2 separate regions of the Homo sapiens genome follow, and region 1 is linked to region 2. A link is a contact called in ENCODE Hi-C or POLR2A ChIA-PET data. All regions are on one chromosome and are shown on one strand. The core of a region is the stretch at or near the end of the contact, and the rest is flanking DNA. Distances in the headings are between cores, read along the strand shown. Region 1 holds the start of LINC02348 (long intergenic non-protein coding RNA 2348). Region 2 overlaps PCSK6 (proprotein convertase subtilisin/kexin type 6).

Region 1 (3,244 bases), core at 434-2,933, 170 kb before region 2:
GGCTTTGCCTGCGGGTGAGTGTGTGTGAGTGTGTGATGCTGATGACACACACACGGCCCTGCCTCGAAGGAGGCATCTGGGACCGAATGGGCTTGGGCGTCCCTCATGCATTCTACCGACATGGACATGGGCCCCTGGGAGGGTCTGAGCTGTGGTGGAGGGAAGCCCGGACACAGGTCTTGCAGAAGAGCTCAGCCACCCCAGAAAGGACCTCAAGGGTGGGGCCAGGAGTGCAGGTGGGGGCGCTGGCTGGCTGGGAAGGGGATTTCACATAGGAGGACCAGGCAGAGGGAACACTATGTCCACAGTGCATGCAGCACTTAGAGGGAATGCCACGTCCACAGTGCATGCGGCACTTAGAGGGCAGGCCACATCCACAGTGCATGCAGTACTTAGAGGGAATGCCACGTCCACAGTGCATGCAGCACTTAGAGGGAACGGGACAGCTGGCAGGGCTCTAGCCAAGGACAAAACAGCCCATTCCGTTCCCAGACTTTGAGTCAGCGTTTAGGGTTTTGCCTCATGATGGGCCGTGCTGAGGAAACCAGTCAAGATGACCTGAACTCAGACCCCTTCCGCAGTGTCTCCTTTGTCCTGCTGAGCAACTCTGCTGTTCTCCTGCAGCCCCTCCAGGCCAGCCTCCCTCTTCTACTCAGGGCGGGGTCCAGTCAGTGCACCCAACTCCGGGGCTCCTCAAGGCTCTCCTCCCTGCCTCTGATCTGGGCTGAGGTGGAGCAGATGTGAGGAGAGGTGGGGGGGGGAGCCCCCTTCTGCATTCCCCATGGTAGGAGCAAGGTTGACATCCCAAAAGCTCCTGTCAAACTGTCCCCAAAGCTCCTGGACAAGGACTCCTCCCTCGCCATCTCCCTGATCAAACTCACCCTTCCAGAAGGGCTCAGAGTGGCATCTGGGACAGCCCCGGTTAAGGTCTCATAGACTATCTGCTCTCGGGCACGGACCGGCATCTTTAGGATGTGAGATACTCGGCTCTTACTGCTGTCAGTGTGGGGGCCTCAGCTGGGACCACACACCGCATCACAGCCTGCTACACACACGGAAGCATTTTCCCGAGTCCGACTGTGGAACTGTAATGAATCTCAGCTGCCACTCACAGCTGCTCACCAGCGTTCTCTGCTGCTTTTAGTGGCTTTGTAGGTTTCCATTGCAGAGCTCAAATTATTTAAGCAGCCCTGGTCTTGGGTATGGAATTTTGCGGTCACAGCAGGCTGGGAGGGGATCTTTTGCTGATTCCTTTGTGCACAGGTGTGAAGAGATGTGTAGGAGAGTCCTGAAGGTGGTTTCTTATCTAACCTGCATCCGTGGAAGAGCGTGTCCTGGTGCCTGGGTGTCGGGACCCCATAAGGACCATGAGCTACCCCTTTGCCAGGGCTGGGACTGTGGATGGTCATTTGCAGCCCAGACCCACGAGGTGTTTCCCAAGCATGGTGGCACCTCCCTGTGGCTGTGCCTGGCTCCTTCCAGCTCTCCCCAGTGGCCCATAGGCTTAGAAACATGTAGAGTGTGTCCCAGGCAGGGGGCCAGCCTTAAAAAATGCCAGCCCATCTCCTCCATCCACGATGACATCACCGGTACGGGCTTGTGTGTAGGTGACCTTTGGTGGCCTGATCCTCCTGCCCTCTGCCTGGCTCCCTGGGCTCTGGTGGAACACAGCTGCCCTTCCTAATTTGGTCTTAATCAGGCTGAGCTAAGCCAGTCTGTATTTGAGGAGTTGGAAGCAGGTGATTCGGGCACAAATTTGAAGGCTGATAAACGGCAGCCGTCACCCGTGCACTCAGAGCGGCCAGAAGTCCTGCTCCTGGGGAAGGAGGAAGGGCGCAAGGGCAATGAGCATGTCGCCTTGCCCTCGGGGTGTGCGGTTTCTGCTCAGCCTCCTCTTGCAGCCTTGTTTCAAGTGTGGGAATGGCCTCCTGACTCCCAATCCGAAACAACTGCTGAGCACAGAAGGCAGAGCAGGGCCCTGAGAGTCAGAGGAAAATGCTGCTGCGGGGACTGGGGAGCCCCATCGGGTGACTCCCCAGAGATGTGAGCAGGTGCAGAGGCTGGAACAACAGGTGAGGCATGTGGGACCAGGAGGCCGGGTTGTGGGAAGCAAGGCATTTGTGGGAATCCGGGTTCCCCAGTGACACTGGAACCCTTCCTGCAGTCCCTGATATTCCTGGGGCTCGTCAGGGCTTCCCGTAACAGCCCAGGATTAAGTTTGTTCTCTTCCCTACCCCCAACACGCAGTGCTGCAGGAAAGTCTCTCCCGTGGATGCTGTGGCCTGGGGCTTGGGTGACGACGTGCACGGCTGCCTCCTCGCTGTCACGTGCTCTGCTGGCTCGTCTCCAAGCTGTGCTGCTCATGTTCCAAAGTCTCCCTGGAGGCTTTAGTGAAAAGCCCTTTCCCCGGTGACCTGGAGTGTCTTGCTAGATGGAGCTGGCCAAGCCTGACGTCTTTTCCTGGCCGATGCCTCAGTCCTTATGCAAGTAGGTGCAGCCACAAAAGGCACCTTCATGGGAATTAGGAACAGAGGATGCCAGGGCTGGGTGTCTCACCAGTGACTGCTGGGCCAGGGAGCAGACCCCGTGCAGACCTGCCCAGGCAAATCTGCTCCCCAAGTAGGGTGTACCAGGGGAGAGGGGAGGGCTGCACAGACCCCTGCTTCCAACATGCAGCTCTTTTGGACACTAGGTGGGGAGGAGGTGGGCTGGCATTTCTTTAAGGCCGCTGCCTGCTTTGGACACACTCTCATGGTTTCTCAGCCCGAGGGCCACTAGAGAAAGGTAGAGGGACCAGAGACTGCTGGAGTAAGAGTGCATGCACAAGGGACAGCCCCAGAGAGGTACCGCCATGCTGCCATGCCTGGGAAATGTGCCTCATGGGGCTTAGGGGGACCATCCACAGTCCCAGCAGCCCCAGCCCCTGCACAGGGGTCACCCGTGGTTTTTATGGGGTCCCGACACCCAGGCACCAGCACACGCTCTTCCATGGAGATCCCATGGAGAGGGATGCCTGCGTGGAGGCCACAGCACTTCTACCAGACCCTGCCACCAGCAGCCAGGCTTGGGAAATGGGGTGGGGGTGGCGGCAGCCTGGCCTGGTCACCGACATTAGCAGTCACCTGCCCAAGGCCATGTGGGGAGGGAGCAGCAAGGAGAGGCCGAAAAGCAAGCTGCGGCCTCAACCGGCCCTGGGTGCCCTCCCAGCCAATATCCAGAGGTGCCCAGCCGGAGGGCCTCACTC
Region 2 (3,485 bases), core at 257-2,756:
ATCTTAAACCCTACTCGTGTATCTGTATGTCATTTAGTATCAAATTTTGTCACCTGCTTGTCTGTGAGCAGAATGGGGAGGCTGCTGGTTTAGGAACTGGGAGCCCCACAGTGTGACATAGTCTTAACCTCCCTGGGCCTCAGTATACTCATCTGTGAAATGGGGACATCTCTGTGGGTCCTTGTCACACCCTAATCTGTGAGTCAGGGCCAGAGGGCAGCCAGGTGTCCTTCATGTTCAACCAGGCCAGTGGCCACATCCCCACAGGTGACCCTGCGTGAGCCTGGGGGCCTCACAGCCTGGCATCCTGTCCCCCTTCCCCATGAAGGCACCCAGAGATGTGAAGGAACAGCCTCCCTCACTGGGGAGGGGCAGAACCTCCTCGTACCTGGGGTGGACCCTGCTGTGGTAGGTCAGATGAGAAGCCTAGAAGGGCTTAGGTGGGTGGGGAGGACGAGAGACAGCAATGGCTGTATCATAAACGCAGCATCATCCGGGCCGACGAGACTTTCAATGGGCCTGTGTTCCTGGGCAGCTGCTCCTGCCTCCTGCTGTGTCACCTTTGATTCTCTCACTGGTTTTGCCCGTGATGAAAACCTCACACTCCTGACCTGGTGCCTGATGTTGCAAAGGGAGGGCAGAGGGCAGGACCACATGAGTCAGACAGAAGGACGGGGCCTCTTGGAGCATCTGACAAGGTTTATGGAAAAAGCACGTCTCAGAGACTCAATGAGATGCTGAAGGTCTAGGCTTGCAGCCGCACCTGTGTTTGAGTCACTCCGTGTATGGACCGCCACTTCCCAGCCCTAGAGAACCCTTGCTTGACATCAGAGACTTTGGTGAACTCCCCTGATACTCTCAGCAGCAAATGCTGTACATCACAGGCTGGCAGCCTTTTCTGTTTCAGAGTTCACATATGAACTCTTTGATCCTCGTGGGCTCTAGGGTCTCTGTTGCAACCACTCAGCTCTGCTATTGTAGTAGGAAGGCAGCCATGAACAGTAGGGAAAGGGTGGGTGTGGCTATGTTCCAAGAAAATTTATCAAAAAACGGTAGGTGGATATATACCCAAAAGAATTGAAAGCAGGGACACGAGCAGATATTTGTACACAGCAGCATTATTCCCAGCAGCCAAGCAGTGGGAGTAATCCACGTGTCCATAAATAGATGAATGAATAAACAAAATGTGAGATGTGCAGATAACGGAAGATTAGTCAGCCTTAAAAAGGAAGGAAATTCTGACACATGGTCCAACACTGATGAAACATGAGCACATTATGCTGAATGACATAAGCCAGTCACAGAGGACGAATGTGTGATTCCAGCTTCTTCTGCAGCTGGCTTTGCAAGGGCAGCCTTGGCTGGTGTCCCCTTCTCCCCTGCAGTGGGAGCGTCCCTCCCCGGCCCCCCAGCTCTCATGCTAGGCCGGACATAAGTGTCCAAACAGATGGAGTTCTGGCCGCTGCTGCCTCCAGAGGTGGTTGGCCTGGTCAGCATTCTGGGGACTGTCTGTGCCTTTCCTGGATCGTTCGTGGAGAACAGTTGACATCAGCCCAGACCCAGGGGCCTTTGCAAAGGACAGTCATGGCGGCCCCGGGGCAGGGGGCTGGATGGCTTTGGGACTGGCCTTTGAGGGGAAAGGTGGCTTCCCCAAGCCTGGCTTAGCTGGTCAAAGGCCAGGTGCTGCCCTGAATGGCTTCCAGGCCCCCCTGTCATGAGCCTGCTAAGGGTCAGCACTGCTGCAATTAGTCTCTTTGCCAGCAAGTTTTATTCAACTCTTCGTTCCTCCATGTCCCTGACTGGGAATTGACTCGAATGCCCAGAGTTAAAAGACCAAAAGTTACGTAACGTCTCCCAGGGATGATGGCAGCTTATGAGCAAACATGTTGATTAAACACTGCGGCAAGTTGAGACTCGGTGATTGCCTCCGTAGCTAAATAACAGCTCTAGTGCGGGTGAGGAGGAGCCTTTTGACACGTGTGGCAGTTAACTTTGTTGAAGAAGTGAGCAAGGTGACTTATCTGTAGGAAGAAAAATAAAAGTGCTTGTGAGCAAAATAGGGCAGAAATAATGAGGTTTATGATGGCAGAAAAATGTGAGAATCAGAATTGCGGAAAACCGTGTATCGAGCACTTACTACCTGCCTGCTGGGTCTCTGCTAGCTCTTTCACACGTAAATATCGCGTTCAAATTTCGGAGCAACCCTTCAGGGTGGTGGTTATTAGTCTCATAAGGAAACTGAGAGAGGGTAAGCCCAGGTCACCCAGAGGGAAGGGTCACATTAGATGCAGACCTGGATTTGGCCAAAAGCTAAAGCATCCCAGACCCAGAGAAGGGAGTGGAGGAGCCCGAGAGAGAATCCCAGCTCCCAGGACCACCAGCATTTGCTGAATGCCCACTAGGTTCTAGACACTCAGCTAGGCTCTATATAGGTGATTCCCATTGATTCCTCATGACTGTCTTCGTATTTGATGTTCTGTGGTTGTAAGCAACAGAAACACACTGGAGCAAGCTGAAGTAGAAAAGGGAACTCTTTATTTCGAGGACAAAGTGGTGTCTCCTAAACCCACGAACAGGAGACAGCAAGGCTGCCAGGGTTGCCGGAAAGGAGAACTGAAGGGAAGCAAAGGGGCTGGGAGGCTCTCTCTTGCACTCCTGCCTTATCTTCTTGTGTAAAGATATGAAAATGGCCACAGCATCCAAGTCCCTCCAGGTCTCCACCTGGGCCAGTCAACTCTATTGAGGTCAGACTATAGCAGACTAAATGGCTATGAATGAGGTGGAGGCAGCCAAGGAGTTGTGAGTCGGGTAGGCTTTAGTCCTACTTAACTTTTAAAGGTAAGTACCTTTATCCCCATTTTACACATAAGGAATTGAGATTCCCATGAGTCAAATGTCCTTGTCCAAGGTCACATGGCTAATCTTGGTGGAGGGGTAGGAAGGGTTTGGACCAAATCGATCTGACTCAAAACCCATGTTTGTAATCATCATATAGAACTGCTGTAGAGGACCATTAGTCTTAAATTTACCCTTTAATCAAGCTAGAAAAGAAACCAGGATGGTTTAGCCTGAGAAGATCAACCTGAGGGTCTGTATGATATCCAGTCCATCTTGATTTTAAAATCCTTTTTGGAGGATGGTGATCAACTAGCCCTTCTCTACAGCCAAGAAGCAGGCCTCCGATAACAATGTCCCCATGCTCGAGCCCGGACAGACGTGAGGACAAGCTGGTGCTACAGCGAGGGCCAGCCCTTCTTGAAGGCCAGGGGCTGGGGCACAGGGCTGCTGTTGGTTCCATCCGGTCCTCAAGCTGAAATCTGTCCTGACAAACTGCCCCTGGCAGAAAATTGGGACACCTCGGAGGTTTAGATGTTCTCATCTGACCCTTTCACAATCCCCAAGCAGATGGATCCATGTGTTTTCTTTGGCTGTCCTGTTGCACTGGAGAGTGAGTGTTCATTCTTCGATATTTCAGTTTACCCATG

Evidence for each region. Hi-C counts contacts between places; a loop is a spot of excess contacts on that map. ChIA-PET counts read pairs that join two places held with the same protein, here RNA polymerase II (POLR2A). Pooled maps may share reads with other maps.
Region 1: a loop to region 2 is called in a map of right lobe of liver, with 2.7 times the contacts of the local background. The contact joins the promoter of LINC02348 here to the enhancer-like site in region 2. A Hi-C loop is called at or near these places in 3 of 168 maps with a recorded cell type or tissue (cardiac septum, psoas muscle and right lobe of liver) and 2 of 50 pooled maps. POLR2A ChIA-PET finds 5 or more read pairs at or near these places in 1 of 52 experiments (activated CD4-positive, alpha-beta T cell).

Annotation. Positions count from the first base shown.
Region 1 is chr15:101,612,778-101,616,021 of GRCh38, reverse strand. LINC02348 (long intergenic non-protein coding RNA 2348) reads left to right here and starts at 1,683. Exons shown (of 3, transcript NR_147041.1): 1 at 1,683-2,072; 2 at 2,248-2,487. RefSeq lists enhancers at 1,338-1,854, 1,855-2,373, 3,192-3,244.
Region 2 is chr15:101,444,077-101,447,561 of GRCh38, reverse strand. All of the region lies in intron 1 of PCSK6 (proprotein convertase subtilisin/kexin type 6), which reads left to right. Among named protein-coding and RNA genes, the nearest start is that of PCSK6, 44 kb to the left of the region's middle. Within about 2 kb of position 1,506, at least 12 of the 41 ENCODE cell types and tissues checked have a DNase peak (open chromatin) inside an H3K27ac peak, as active enhancers do; they include psoas muscle and right lobe of liver, where a contact is called at or near this core.